Linked DNA regions of Homo sapiens: region 1 is linked to region 2. A link is a loop called in an ENCODE intact Hi-C map of the cell type or tissue named here. Cell type or tissue: IMR-90. All regions are shown on one strand.

Region 1 (8,000 bases), 100 kb after region 2:
CTGAGGCAGGAGAATCCCTTGAACCCAGGAGGTGAAGGCTGCAGTGAGCCAAGATTTCATCACTGCACTCCAGCCTGCGTGACAGAGAGAGACTCTGTCTCAAAAAGAGTGCCGTGCCTTGCTTTTAGAACCAAACAAGTGATCTTTGAATGTTGCCATGTCAGGAGGGCAGGGAATTGCCAATGTGTGGAGCAACAGCTCATTAGGAAACGTGCCTTGATTTCTCAGTCATATTGTGCTGTGCTTCAAATGTGTCTCATGTCTCCTATGCAGCGTGTCACAGTGTCATTTGACATCAATCATGTTGGCAGGGCAGCAGACCCCCCCCGCCCCACCGATACATACATTTTTTGTTTTGTTTTATTTTGAAATAGATACAGCCTTCTTGTCATTCTTTTTTTTTTTTAATTTTTTTTAAAATTTTTTTGAGACAAGAGTGTCGCTCTATTGCTGAGGTTGGAGTGGCACTATCTCGGCTCACTGCAACCTCCGCCTCCAGGGTTCAAGTGATTCTCCTGCCTCAGCCTCCTGAGTAGCTGGGACTACAGGCACCCGCCACCACACCCGGCTAAGTTTTGTATTTTTAGTAGAGACGGTGTCTCACCATGTTGGCCAGGCTGGCCTCGAACTCTTGGCCTCAAGTGATCTGCCTGCCTCTGCCTCCCAAAATGCTGGGATCACAGGCATGAGCCACCATGCTTGGCCGTCATTCTTAATAGACACCAGGATACTGAAAAATGCTTTGCCACTCAGAAAAACAAGGGTACAAGCATGATACTATATGGCCACTCTCATTCCACTTCAGTGTGTGTGTATGGTGGGGGCACAAAAGGGATGGGTGGAGACTGTGGCAAACCGGTGAGCCCACACCCCTCCCAGGTGGGCAGCTGCACCAGCTCTTGTGGCTGGCACCCTGCAGGCATGCTGCCTCGACTGGAAATCTACATTTTTATGTGTAATCTCTCTCACACATCCTGAAGCCAAACACAACTTGCCTGTGGGCTATCATCTAAAATTCGGAGGCTAGCTGGAGTCCGCTCTGGAATAAGTCTGCCTGGCCATCCTTCCCAGCTCTTCCCCTTATTAACTGTGTTATCAAGATGTTAATCTCTCAGTTATTTAATACCTCAGTTTCCTCATCTGTCAAGTGCAGATCAGAATTTTGCCTACATCTGAGGGTTGTTATAAGGATTAATGAAAAGCCTTGGAACCCACTGTCTGGTGCCTGGACGCGCATGGTTAATGCCTGGCATTCTTTGTGTCTCTTTTTACAAGCGCAGGGTGACCACAGGTCCCAGTTTGCCGGGGGCAGGCCTGGTTCATGCTTGTGGTGCTGGTGTAATGATCACTAACTTGCCATTTCATTGTCGGTATTGACGTAAATGATATGATTTGCCTAGAGAAGCAAATACTGGCACAGTGCTGTTTAGGACTCTGATGAGGTTTAGACCTAATAGAAAGGCCATGGTCCAGGTTCCTTGAACATCCCTGGACAAGTCACTTAACCTTTCTGTGTTCAGTTTCCCGTTCTAAACGATTGGCAAGATGAATTCTAAGATCCCTCCATTCACAGTCATTCTGTCATTTGACAAACATCTTTTTTTTTTTTTTTTTAAACGCAGTCTCGCTCTGTCGCCAGGCTGGAGTGCAGTAGTGCGATCTCGGCTCACTGCAACCTCCGCCTCCTGGGTTCAAGCAATTCTTCTGCCTCAGCCTCCCAAGTAGCTGGGACTACAGGCGAACGCCACCACGCCCAGCAAATTTTTGTACTTTTAGTAGAGACAGGGTTTCACCATGTTGGCCAGAATGGTCTCTATCTCTTGACCTCGTGATCCACCCACCTCGGCCTCCCAGAGTGCTGGGATTACAGGCGTGAGCCACTGCGCCCGGCCGACAAACATCTTTCACAAGCTCAGACTCATGCCAGGCAAAGGTCCAGGGCATGGAGAAGCCAGGGGCAGAGCCTGGGTCCTCAGTGGGCACTTGGCCAGTGAAAACCTCCAGTGCAGGTTGTTGGGAATCTCTACCTTTTTTGTCAAGTGTTACTTGAAAGACCATTACCAAGAAATTGAATTGAAAGTTAATTTTTTTCTCCTTCTTTACGGAGACGAGTTTCACTCTGTCCCCCAGGCTAGAGTGCAGTGGTGCGATCTGGGCTCACTGTAACCTCCTCCTCCCGGGTTCAAGCAATTCTCCTGCCTCAGTCTCCTCAGGCATACACCACCACATCTGCCACCATACCCAGCTAATTTTTGTATTTTTATTAGAGATGGAGTTTCACCATGTTGGCCAGGCTGGTCTCAAACTCCTGGCCTTAAGTGATCCACCTGCCTCGGCCTCCCAAAATGCTGGAATTAAAGGCGTGAGCCACCGCGCCCTGCCTGACTGTTAATATTTTAAACCTCAGTTTCTCAGGAACTAATCATTCTGGTTGAATACATTTTGCTACACATTTCTTTTGTTTGTGGGGGGGTATCTAAGTTGTTTTTTTCTTTTAAGTCAGAAAACATAAATTTTCACTATGGAAAATTGTAAATTACAGAAAGGCCCAAAGATTTTCTTCATTTCTGCTGACTCTTCAATGAACCAGAGGGGCACGTGTAATATTTCCGCTTTCGGTTACTCCCCACCCCACACACCTTGTAGACACTTTGTCAAAACTACATTTTAAAAAAATGCTTTCCCCCAAATTCGTATGGATGTCTCCTAATAAAGTCACGCAGTCACTCACTGGTTCGTCCTCAATCAACCAGGCGTGGAGTCCTAACCTGTCCATGATTTTAAGAAAGGGCAGGCGCACAACACCCCCGCACGGAGAAATGAACAGGTGTGGCTCGGCAGAGGCCTTCCGCACCTGCGTTATGGAGTGGTGGCCGCTGTCGGCGATGGGGTCCCCGCGAGGGCACAAGTGATCGCGTGGCCACGGCGAGGCTCTGCCTCCGCCCCCGCGCTCCGGGTCCCATTCCCGAATTCTGCCCTCAGCGGCCTGGTCAATGAGGTTGGATCGTTGGCCCAGAAAGCCACTTCCTGCCGCGACTGGAGCCAGCCGTCGTTGTGAAAATTCCCCCCACGGGGAAGGAAGTGGCTCTTGGGCTGTTTATTTTGGCTGCGGGCTAGCAGACGGCGCCAGGGGCAGCGGCCACGCAGACCGGGCATTTGTCTAGCTGGGCGGGAGGCGGCGGAGCGGGAAGTGCCACAGATTGAGGGGCGCACGGCGGTGGAGGGAGGGGCGCCCAGTGGAGAGGGGGCTCACGGTGACAGAGGAAGTGGCGCCGCTTGGGGGGGTGCACGATGGCAGGGGGAGGGGTGCTCGGTGGAGGGAGGGGCACACGGTGGCGGGGGGAGGGGCGTGCCGCAGATTGAGGGCGAACGGTGGCTTGGGGAGGGGCGCTCCTTGGAGTTGGGGGCGCACGATGGCGGGGGCAGGGGTGCCCCTTGGGAGCAGAAGCAGAGAAGACTCGGAACTCCAAGAGCAGGTGGATCTGGGAGCCCCAGATCCTGGGCACTGGGTTGGGGGAGAAAGGGGTCAAGGTGTGCCCGCCCCCGGGATGCTCGGACTCTGGGGATCCAGGCCTGGTGACCCCCGGTGAGGAAGAGCCAGTGGGAGGAAAGGGCCGGGCGCTGCCCGGAGCAGAGGCTGGAGGCGAGAGCGATTGCTGCTTGCTGTAGCGCGGCCGCTCTCCAGTTCCTCCGGCAAGGGGGGCCTGGGGGAGGACTGGCCGAAAATACTGTGATGCTTTGGTCTAAGACAAAAGCCAGCAGGGGATGAGATCAAACACCATGACACTGCGAAGGGGAAGGCCAGCGCGGGTGAGGATTTGCCTTCCCAGAGAACCCCAGGGGCGGGGCTAGCTTCCACTCAGCCCGCATTACCCCCACCCCCGCCCCCACCCCCGGGGCGGGGTCTGGAGGATCAGCAAAACCGCGGGAAAGGTGACAGTCGCCTTCCCCACCACCGCCTGCATTTAGTAGGTGGAGGGACAGTCCCACCTCTCCACCCATTCCCTGCCAGAGTGTGATTTAATGTCTTCCTAGAACACAGGATATCACAGTCTGCAGCACAGAGATTTGAAGTGGGGAGAAAAGCATCTCTGGAAATGACTGGTGGGGGAAGCCCGCCACTGCTCTACAAAGGGTGGCCTGTGACAGCAACAGCGCAACACTGGGACTGTGTGTGTAGGTTTTAGGCACAAGCACTTTAAGCTGTGGGAGGAAAGCAGTTTGGCCTGGCTGGGATGGAGGGGCTGTTGGGGAGGAGGGAGGAGGGTGTGAAAAGGGGAAGGTGGCCGGTAGAGGGAAACCCACCATGGTTCAGGATGTCGGTGGGGATGTTGCACAGTTGGGCGGGGTATTGGGCTTCGATATCATGTAACCCCCGTCCTCCATGGAAGCAATGCCCCCCTCGTCCAGCCCAGGATCTAATGTGCATGCATGTACGTGGACACAGTCTCTAGCCAGGGGTGGTGCAGGGTGGGGTGCTGGGTCCCCAGGGTTGGCCTCTTAGCAGGGTGGGGCTGGCAGCTTCTGCTGACTCAAGGACATTTCCAGGCCTGGCCTGGAGGTTAAGCAGCTCATTGAAAACAGCTGCTCCTCTTGGCTGGCGGCCCTTTCAGGCGGCCTCTGGCTCTCCCTGGGATGACCCCTCGCCTCTGCGTGGCCTGGGGAGGGGCAGTGAAGGGAGAGAGGCTCAGAGGCTGGAGGCCACCCTGCCATGCCCTCAGGGATGGAACTGAGTCCCCTCCAGGGCTGGCCAGCTGTCCTCCAGCCCCCAGCTTTCCAGGAGCTAAGCCAGGTGGTCGCTGGGCCCTGCGTTCCTGCCTGCAGCCTTTGCTCCTGCGGTTGGGCAGCTTGGACCGCCTTCCTTGTCCTTGGAATGCCTTCCTTGTCCTTGTCTCTGCTTGTGCCTTTCAGGGTTTTATGTGACATGCCTCTCATTCAACACATATTTGTTGAGAGTCCGCTGCATGCCAGGCACCATGCTAGAATTAACTTCTCATCTGCCTCCTTCATCTGTGATGTCTTGTGGAGAGCAGCCGTCTTATCTGAGGTCAGACCTCTGGCTGCCTCTGTGGATGGGCTGAGTCCGGGGAAACTGCAGCAACAGCTGAGGGTTTTGCTCCAGAGACACAAACTGTTGTCAAGCCTTTGCACTCAGCCTCGCGACTTCACCAAAGCATTGTGTGCCTTGAAGCAGACAGGACGGGAGAGGAGGCCTCAGTGACCATCAAGGAGGAAGGAGATGGGTTACTCAATGTAGGGCAAATTGCTTTAAAACCCAGTTGCCCATGAGCACAGGCATGTTTCCCAGGTGATGACCTGGATGTCTGAGAAACAAGAAGTGTGGACTACATCAGAAATATTCCTATCAAACTAGACACGGTGGCTCACACCTAGAAATCCTGCACTTTGGAAGGCCAAGGTAGGAGGATCAGGAGGTTGGGGCCAGGAGTTCAAGATCAGCTTGGGCAACAAAGCAAGACTCCGTCTCTACAAAAAGTAAAAACAATTAGCTGGGGCTGCGTGCGGTGGCTCACACCTGTAATCCCAGCACTTTGGGAGGCCGAGGCAGGCGGATCACGAGGTCAGGAGATCGAGACCATCCTGGCTAATGCGGTGAAACCCTGTCTCTACTATAAATACAAAAAAATTAGCCGGGCGTGGTGGCGGGCGCCTGTAGTCCCAGCTACTCGGGAGGCTGAGGCAGGAGAATGGCATGAACCCCAGGGGTGGAGCCTGCAGTGAGTGGAGATCGCTCCACTGCACTCCAGGCTGGGCAACAGAGCAGACTCCGTCTCAAACACAAACACTTTGGGAGGCCAAGGTGGGTAGATCACGAGGTCAGGAGATTGAGACCATCCTGGCTAACATGGTGAAACCCCGTTTCTACTAAAAATACAAAAAAATTAGCCGGGCATGGTGGCGGGCGCCTGTAGTCCCAGCTACTCGGGAGGCTGAGGCAGGAGAATGGTGTGAACCCTGGAGGAGGAGCTTGCAGTGAGCCGAGATCGCGCCACTGCACTCCAGCCTGGGCAACAGAGCGAGACTCCATCTCAAAACAAACAAACAAACAAACAACAATTAGCTGGGCATGGTGGGGTGCATGCCTATAGTCCCAGTTATTCTGGGGGCTTAGGTGGGAGGATCACTTGAGCCCAGGAATTCAAGGCTGCAGTGAGCTATGATCATGCCACTGCACTCCAGCCTGGACAACAGAACGAAACTCTGTCTCTTTAAAAAAAAAAAAAAAAAGAAAAAGAAAAGAAAAAAAGAAAGAAAGAAATATTTCTATCACACTTCATTTATCTGGAAAGTTCATTTCTATCTATCACCTTCACCCCCAACCGTGCAGACTTAAACTTTTCCATGGATTGCTTCATGAGTTCAGCCTCTCCAGCTTCATTATAAACGCATGAGGGCAGAGGCTGTATCTTCTTTTGATTCCTAGGCTGGAATGCAGTGGCGTGATTATAGCTCACTACTGCCTCAGACTCCTCGGCTCAGTTATTCCTCCTGCCTCAGACTCCCGAGTAGCTGGGACCACAGGCACATGCCACCACACCTGGCTAATTTTTTTTTGAGATGGAACATCACTCTGTTGCCAGGTTGGAGTACAGTGGTGCAATCTCAGCTCACTGCAACCTCCGCCTCCTGGGTTCAAGCGATTCTCCTACCTCAGCCTCCTGAGTAGTTGGGATTACAGGTGTGCGCCACCATGCCCCGCTAATTTTTGTACTTTTAGTAGAGATGGAGTTTCACCATGTTGGCCAGGCTGGTCTCAAACTCCTGACCTCGTGATTCACCCGCCTCGGCCTCCCAAAGTGCTGGGATTACAGGTGTGAGCCACCACGCCCAGCCTACACCTGGCTAATTTTTAAATTTTTTTGTAGAGACGGGATCTCACCATGTTACCTAGGCTTGTCTTGAACTCCTGGGCTCAAACGATCTTCCCACCTTAGCCTTTCAAAGTGCAGGGATTACAGGCATGAGCCACTGTGCCCAGCATCTGGTTCATTTTTAATTTCCCTTACAGTGCTTCATAAATGATTATCATCTGTATGGGATAAGAAAGCCCCCAAGGGAGCAGCCAGAAGGATGATTAGGAGAATGGGCTGAGGGTCCAGCCTCCAGGCACCTCCTCTGACATGGCCTTGGTGCTGCAGCCGACCCAAGAGGCTGGTCTGACAGGTCAGAGGAGGTCCTAGAGCAGTAACCTCCCAGGAAATAAGGAGAATGGGACAGAAACCCAATGCAGACAAGCTAATTAAAAAAGGAATGCAGGAGCCCAGCTGGCTGCAGATGATCCTGAGTGTTTCACAGAATGGAGGAAAGAGCCTCAGGGATTCAGGGACAGGACATCCAGCATCTTTGGGACTCACTTCCTCTCTTTCCATCTCTTTGTCCCGTTTCACTCTGCTTCTCTTTATATATTATCCCCTCATCGTAGGAAGCATGGCCATTGGCAGCCCCAGCCTAGCAATCTTAACAAAAAGGGAAAGCTTTATGTGTTCCAGGGGAGTTCTCTGATCAGCCCTGTTTGAGTTATGTGCCCCATCACTGTGGCCAAGGGGATAGACACTGTCATCAGCTCAAGAGTGAGCCTTGTGCCCACCCACACATCCACATAGCCAGAGGTACACAATACAAGGAGAACAAGAAGGGGATGGGAAGTTTCCTGGGCAGATAAAGGCAGCTCAATGAGGTCACAGATTGTTATCGTTGCCATGTCTTCATTGTAGAGCCCAGCGCCCTGCCAGACCATATGGTGATAAGGGCTGGGATCATGTCTATATTGTTCACAATACCCTCAGTGCCTGATGCCCTGCTGGCATCTATGAAATTCTCAATACATCATTGTTGGATGAATGAATGAATAAATGAATGAATCACACCCAGCCAGTGCTCAGTGCACAGCTCCCTGCCTAGCTTCATTCATTTCTCCATTTACTCAGTAAGAACATATTGAGCCACAGCTTGATGCGTAGCACTGTGCTAGGCATGGG
Region 2 (8,000 bases):
TTTTTTTTGTATGTTTAGTAGAGACAGGGTTTCACCATGTTGGCCAGGCTGGTCTTGAACTCCTGACCTCATGATCCACCCACCTCAGCCTCCCAAAGTGCTGGGATTACAGGTGTGAGCCACTGCACCCAGTCTAATCATTTGATTCTTATTGGCTCTTATTATAAATATAGTTCAGACAGTCATTTGTATAGAAACACATTGTAGGGCCGGGCGCGGTGGCTCACACCTGTAATCCCAGCACTTTGGGAGGCCGAGGTGGGGGGATCATGAGGTCAGGAGATCGAAACCATCCTGGCTAACCTGGTGAAAACACCGTCTGTACTAAAAAAAAAATACAAAAAATTACCCGGGAGTGGTGGCGGGTGCCTGTAGTCCCAGCTACTCGGGAGGCTGAGTCAGGAGAACGGCGTGAACCTGGGAGGCAGAGCTTGCAGTGAGACGAGATCGTGCCACTACACTCCAGCCTAAGTGACAGAGCAAGACTCCATCTCAAAAAAAAAAAAAAAAAAAAAAAAAAAAAAAAAAAAAAATAGAAACACATTGTAAAAGGAGAGGATTGTAAAAGCAATCAAATGATAACTGAAGGAAATCTTCAGTTATACAAATGCTTGTATCCTAGTGCATTATAATACTTGAGGTTCATAATGATGACCCTTAATTAGTAAGGAAAGATTGGATTTGCTGCATCCTAGAGTAGAGAACATATTTAGTTATTTGGAATTATATAGACTTGGTGCTCCCCCCCAAGACCCCCACCGCAAGACGGAGTCTTGCTCTGTCACCCAGGCTAGAGTGCAGTGGTGTGATCTCAGCTCATCGCAACCTCCACCTCCCGGGCTCAAGCAATTCTCATGCCCCAGCCTCCTGAGTAGCTGGGATTACAGGCGCCCACCACCACGCCTGGCTAATTTTTTTTGTTTTGTATTGTTTTTTTTTTTTTTTAGTAGAGATGAGATTTCACCATGTTGGCCAGGCTGGTCTTCAACTTCTGATCTTAGCTGATCCACCTGCCTCAGCCTCCCAAAGTGCTGGGATTATACGCCTGAGCCACCGCACCCAGCCTCAAATCATAAACTTTTTTTTGTTTTTTGAGACGAAGTCTCACTCTGTTGCCCAGGCTGGAGTGAAGTGACACAATCTTGGCTCACTGCAAGCTCCGCCTCCCAGGTTCAAGCGATTCTCCTGCCTCAGCCTCCCCAGTAGCTGGGATTACAGGTGTGCGCCACTGCGCCTGGCTAATTTTTTGTATTTCCAGTAGAGATGGGGTTTCACCATGTTGGCCAGGCTGGTCTTGAATTCCTGACCTCAGGTCATCCACCCACCTCGGCCTCCCAAAGTGCTGGGATTACAGACATGAGCCACTGTGCTCAGCCTCAAATCATAAACTTTTTAAAGGTTTATCCCTGACCCTCTAAATTAGGTTATGTGCCTTGTTATATGCTCTTTTAGCACTTATCCTAATTGTGATTGTGTATTTATTATATGATTGTTTATTCAACAGTTTCTTTCAACAAATATTTACCAAGTGTTTAGTAAATCTTGTTTTGGATTGTAAGCTTCATTAAGGCAGAGTAAGGACTGGGTCTGTGGTTTCTCTTACCATGTGTACCTAGCACCTAGCACAGTGCTTAGACATAGGGAGTACTTAATAAATAGTCATTGAATGTATACATTAAAATGGCGTTAATAATGCTGCCTATCTGATGAGGCTGTTGTGAGCCTTCAATGAAATCGTGTGTAGGAAGTGCTAGTTTGCTCACAGGCTGGTGGTAACAGTCTACTGTGGTCATTGAGAGCAGTTATTGTGGACACAACCCCCAGTTCTGGTCACCCCACCCACTAGCTCTGTGAACTCACATAGGTACTTAATATCTCTGATTTTTATTTTATTTATTTGTAAAATGGAACTAATAATTACAACCACCTTATAGGACAGAGTCTTGCTCTGTCACCCAGGCTGGAGTGCAGTGGTGTGATCTCATCTCACTGCAACCTCCGCCTCCCAGGCTCAAGCAATTCTCCTGCCTCAGCCTCCTGAGTAGCTGGGATTACAGGTGTGCACCACTGTGCCTAGCTAATTTTTGTATTTTTAGTAAGATAGGGTTTTGCCATGTTGGCCAGGCTGGTCTCGAGCTTCTGTCCTCAAGTGATCCACCTGATTCAGCCTCCCAAAGTGCTAGGATTACAGGTGAGCCACCTGACCCAGTCTCCTTATAGGATTTTGTAAGAATTAACCTGTGACAATGACAGTGAAACATTTAGGTTACAGTAACTTGTTCAATAGTTGGTGGTTATACCATTGTTAATATGTTAATGAGTAAGAACAGTAATCAAAAGAATATGTAGAAAGTATCAGAAGAAATTCACATGTGGAAATGCTGTATTCTCTGATGAGATAGTAGTACTGTATTTTTACCATTCCATGATTCTCAGAATATTGAATATTTTCTACTTATGTCTGTGATGGGTCATACTTTGTTAGCTGCAGTTTTACCTTGTTTTAAAAAGTACTGTTAGGCTAGGTGTGGTGGCTCACGCCTGTAATCCCAGCACTTTGGGAGGCTGAGGCGGGCGGATCATGAGGTCAGGAGATCAAGACCATCCTGGCTAACACAGTGAAACCCTGTCTCCACTAAACATACAAAAAATTAGCCAGGCATGGTGGCGGGTGCCTGTAGTCCCAGCTACTCGGGAGGCTGAGGCAGGAGAATGGCATGAACCCGGGAGGCAGAGCTTGCAGTGAGCCCAGATCGTGCTACTGTACTCCAGCCTGGGTGACAGAGCAAGACTACATCTCAAAAGAAAAAAAAAAAAAAGTATTATTGAGAATATAATATAATTAACCTGAATAGGTTAATTATATTGTGGAACCTAAACCGTATAAATTTAAAATGCCTTAGAATGCCCAGTCAGCAAGTGACAGTATTAGAAATCAACCTGGATTTTAGACCGCTGTGTGTTCATGGATAATGTTTGTGTGTTTAGGAGACTATTCTGAATAGTGGTTCACAGTCCTTTACATGCATCCCCTGTGCATTGGATGCTTCACTAGCCTTTTCTGACTAAAGCATATGAAAATACAAGTGAAAAAGGCAAGTTATTACAGGAATAACTTTTCATTTTCTCTAATTTTCATATTTTAAAAATTCATTTGTAAGCATTTGATACTTTAAACCTGTTTACAGGAACTTGGTATAAACCACCATGTCCAGCCCTTTGTCTCATATTTGAATTGTTTTACTTTCTTCTTGGCCACGTGGCCCTGACTTCTCACTTTCATAAGAAGGGGTTTGTATTGTGGAGATACAAATTATGGAGTTGTTTGCATTAATACAAGTGTTTGTGGAAAAAGATGCCAAACTTTCCTGTGATTGGTAATGCACCTTTATTGTAGGCTCAGCAAAACAGTCCCTCATCTACGGGATCTGGCAACACAGAGCATTCCTGCAGCTCCCAAAAACAGATCTCCATCCAGCACAGACAGACCCAGGTAGGTTGGTGATCGATAATCAATTGAGGGGCATACCTGCTGTGTAGGAATAAGGGCTAACCTGTGTAGTCTGTCATTCTTCTCTGACTTCTCTGTATTTCTCTGACCACCTCATTATTTGTGTGTATTATATTCATAACTTGCATTATGGGTATTTAAAGTCCTTTGGAAGGTGCTTTAACTTTTTGAGGCTTTTCTTTACTCTTCCGGTGTATTGTAGCAGAAATGCTTATGCTAAAGCATGGTGTTAAGGAAACTGCACACCTTTTTTTTTTTTTTTTCCCTACAGTATTCCACAGAAGAAAAGTACCTACGCTTTGAAGGCCTCTAAGTTCAGATTCTGGCCTGGGCCTCAGTTTTTCTTAGTACAAATCATCTGTGAAAATATGGTTGATTCTCATGATCTCAGACAGTGTATACAAAATGTTTATTAGTAGTGTACTTGTAGTAGGCTTTCAATAAATGTTAATTCTCTAATTTATGAAAGTAGTTAATGTATTCCTTTTCCTGCTTACTTATTTATACCTGGCTAAACTTCTCTCAGATGTGAGATACCAACATGGTTTACTCCTTAAATTGTGTTCAGAAACTCTTTAATTTAGGTAGTGTTCTGAACATTTGAGGATTGTATCTGCAAAGGATGGTGGCTATAGCTTCCATTTTGTAGTTTTGAGTATACTGGGTTTTCTTGAAGGCTCTTTTGATACTATATATATTACCTTCAAGACAGGATCGTTGGCAATCTAGGAGAATTTCTTAAATCTCAAGAGGTATACAACTCCCTGGAGCACATTTGAATTTTATCTAAATCACCAGCTCTTGTACAGTTCAGTTAGATAGTTGAGCACTCAGGTAGCTTCTTCTCTTCCCTTCTGATTGCTCTCTGTTTCCACCAGATGGCGCATTTGTTCCTTAGAGAGTTGTGTGTCAAGTCTCCTGTGAGATCCTTTTCTATTCAAAGTTAGTTTCATTTCTGGAGTAACGTGTTTCTACATTGTTCAGTGCACAGTAGTGAGAATTCATACATTTGATTCCAGAATTAACATGTGTTTGAAGTGTAGGTGTAGTGGGACATAAGGAACCCAGCAGAGGACTTGAAGAATGAGATGAGACAAGCAGATTTCATTTCTTAAGCCATGTGATTCTAGGCCATTTGTGTGAGCAAGTGCTTTTTCCCACCCCCCCGAGAAAGGTAATGAGAAGAGTGTGATGACATATAACATGTTGAGACTAATCCTAAATTTGTTTTACCTTTGTCTCTGTAGTCCGACCTCACAATAGAAAAAATATCTGCACTAGAAAACAGTAAGAATTCTGACTTAGAGAAGAAGGAGGGAAGAATAGATGATTTATTAAGAGTAAGTATTAAAATGTAAGAGATTTTATAGCAAGCACCATTTGTTATATATATTTGGATTATGTACATATCATAGAAGTAATTACTATAGCCAAATAACAATGAAATAATAAACATTTGGGTATTTTTCTTTAATTGAGGGAATCTGAGTAGGAACCAGGTTCCTGCATTCTAAACACTACCTTTAAATTGGAAATCTTATACTGTAGTGTTTTAATGATTGAATTTATATTGGAGAAATAGATATGTGGAGTGTTATATTTCATCTAGAACTGTGGGAATAAGTATAAAGTGTTGTTTTCCCATTCCAGAGAAGTTATTTTAATATTGTTGAATTTTATAAGCTATTTCAAAGGACTTATTAGCCCATTTTGCTTTTTGTACCTTTTATAACCTACTCACCCAAACTTTTTTGTGCTTACAAAAGAAACCTTTAAAATGCTTCATCTGGAATTAAATAGATACCACTAGAAAATATCAATATATTTTGAATATGCAATTTGGCATGACTGACTCATAGTTTTTAAAGAGTAAAAAGGGCCGGACATGGTGGTTCACACCTGTAATCCCAGCACTTTGGGAGGCCAAGGCAGGTGGATCACTTGAGGTCAGGAGTTTGGGACCACCCTGGCCAACATGGTAAAAAGAAACCCTGTCTCTACTAAAAAAATATAAAACGTTATCCTGGTGTGGTGGCAAGCGGCTGTAGTCTAGCTACTTGGGAGGCTGAGACAGGAGAATTGATTGAGCCTGGGAGGCGGAGGTTGCAGTGAGCTGAGATTGCGCCACTGCATTCCAGCCTGGGCGACAGAGTGATACTTTGTCTCAAGAAAAAAATAAGAAAGTAAAAAGGACCGGGCATGGTGGCCCATACCTGCCACTTTGGGAGGCTGAGGCAGGAGGATTGCTTGAGATCAGGGGTTTGAGACCAGCATGCATGACACAGCAAGACCCCATTTCTATAAAAGAATACAAAATTTGCCAGGCATGGTGGTGTGTCTGTGGTCCCAGCTACTGGGAGCGTGAGGTGGGAAGATGCTTGAGCCCAGGACCTCTAGGCTACAGTGAGCCAAGTTCACGCTGCTGTGCTCCAGCATGGACAACAGAGCAAGACCCTGCCTCAAAAAAAAAAAAAAATTATACATGCTCTTTACAAAATACAGAAAAATGTGTCACTCATAATTCCATTAATTGGGATTAAACATTTGGTACATTTTTTTTTTCAGTAATTTTGAGCTGTTTGAAGTAGATATGTGTGTGTATATATACACACACACACACACAAATGAATATATACATAAATGTTACTGATTTATGAATAACATTGGCTAGCATTTTTCTCTTTAGTGATTTAGAAGGTATAGGTTTAATCCTTATTTGTGCTAATGTGGTAGTTAATCTGACTCTTCAGGGTCCTGAAACCTCCAGGGCTACTGTGACACTGCAAGGTGGGGATCGGCAGCCTTGCCTTTGTCAGTCTTTCTTACTAGGCTTTGGGTACAATTTTGTTTGAATATATGTTTAATAATACAGATTATAAAAGTCACTGTACTCATGATGATCTGACTTCCAAAATTGTTTTACTTGTATTATATTTCTGTACTTAATGAAAACATAGGGTAAAATAGTGTATTTTGACTCCTTTTTATATAAAACCTGGAATTCAGCACATAGCTAAACTAAGTCTGGCCTTTATTAGTAAAGTCTGGTGTGTTTATATTATTATTAATTTTTTTTTTTTTTTTTGAGACAGAGTCTTGCTCTGTCGCCCAGGCTGAAGTGCAGTGGCGTGATCTCAGCTCACTGCAACCTCCGCCTCCTGGGGTCAAGCAATTCTCCTACCTCAGCCTCCTGAGTAGCTGGGATTACAGGCGCCCGCCACCACGCCCAGCTAATTTTTGTATAGTAGAGACGGGGTTTCACCATGTTGGTCAGGCTGGTCTCGAACCCCTGACCTTGTGATCCACCCACCTCGGCCTCCCAAAGTGCTGGGATTACAGGCGTGAGCCACCGCGCCCGGCTATTATTATTAATTTTATATATTTATTTTGAGACAGGATCTCACTCTGTCACCCAGGCTGGAGTGCAGTGGCGCAGTCTTGCAAGCTGTGCGCTCCCCAGTCCCCGCCTGATGTGATCCTCCCACCTTGGCCTCCCAAGTAGTTGGGACTATAGGCATGTGCCACTACATTTGGCTGTTTATATTATTAATTAATTATTAATTTTTTGAGACAGAGTCTCACTTTGTCACCCAGGTTCAAGTGATTCTCCTGCCTCTGCCTCCCAAGTAGCTGGGATTACAGGCATGCCCCACAATGCCTGGCTAATTTTTGTATTTTTAATAGAGATGGGTTTTTGCCACATTGGCCACACTGGTCTCGAACTCCTGACCTGCAGTGATCAGCCTGCCTTGGTCTGCCAAAGTGCTGGGATTACAGGCGTGAGTCACTGCGCTCGGCCTATATTATTATTGTTAAATTACCATTCTTACTGCTATATATGATACTAAGTTCTTATGTATAGAGTATAGGCAGAGGCAGCTTTATGACCAAATTTGTAGTCATTGTTAGACTTGTTTATTCAACTGATTTCAAAACTTATCAGCAGTATTTTTTTTATTTATAGTTTTTGTTTTATCTGTTGATGGTGGTACATTTTTAAGTGATTATTTTTCAGCAAGGATTTGTCAGTGTTAAATTTTCTCTGCCTTACCGACCTGAGAATTCTCTCTTTTGCCCTCCCGTGGAAAGACAACACTGTGTGCAGGATTTTTGTGTCATAACCCCTTGTTCTATTCGTTCTGCCTCTCAAATATAACACGCATTCTCTCTCTCTGTTTCTCCTTCAGTTTTTCAAGCATTTCGTATTTCAGAGAGGTTCATGACCAAAGCAGCAAACACCATAATTTGTTAAATATTACCCCAGGGTGTCTCTATATGTGGGTTTATATATTTTTATTTGGAAAATGTGTGATTATGTCTAACTATGCTTTTATCCCTCTTTATATTGGTTTCTTCTTGACTCTTAGCTTGAATCTCTGATTTCTCTCCTTTATTTCTCACATGTTATGTCTTATTTTAATATGATTGCCCCTTTCTTCTGAATCTCATTAAACACTGTCTTCCATATATTTCTGGCATTTACTGCAGC

Evidence for each region. A loop is a pair of places that touch in the nucleus more often than their neighbours do. Peaks named below come from ENCODE experiments on the same cell type or tissue, not always from the same donor. Only the 100,000 strongest peaks of a DNase experiment are listed, where the experiment ranks them.
Region 1: a loop joins it to region 2, with 2.5 times the contacts of the local background. A loop is called at or near these places in 2 of 110 quality-filtered maps.

What each region holds. Positions count from the first base shown.
Region 1 is chr17:62,649,490-62,657,489 of GRCh38, forward strand. All of the region lies in intron 1 of MRC2 (mannose receptor C-type 2), which reads left to right. Among named protein-coding and RNA genes, the nearest start is that of MRC2, 26 kb to the left of the region's middle. RefSeq lists enhancers at 2,364-3,075, 3,076-3,786, 4,499-5,209. In IMR-90, no CTCF peak of the experiment used is centred here; a DNase peak (open chromatin) is centred at 3,062; H3K4me3 peaks cover 802 bases; H3K27ac peaks cover 2,582 bases.
Region 2 is chr17:62,548,905-62,556,904 of GRCh38, forward strand. TLK2 (tousled like kinase 2) reads left to right here. Exons shown (of 22, transcript NM_006852.6): 8 at 3,398-3,493; 9 at 4,759-4,851. Among named protein-coding and RNA genes, the nearest start is that of TLK2, 74 kb to the left of the region's middle. In IMR-90, a CTCF peak has its summit at 4,407 (motif pointing right); no DNase peak of the experiment used is centred here; H3K4me3 peaks cover 341 bases.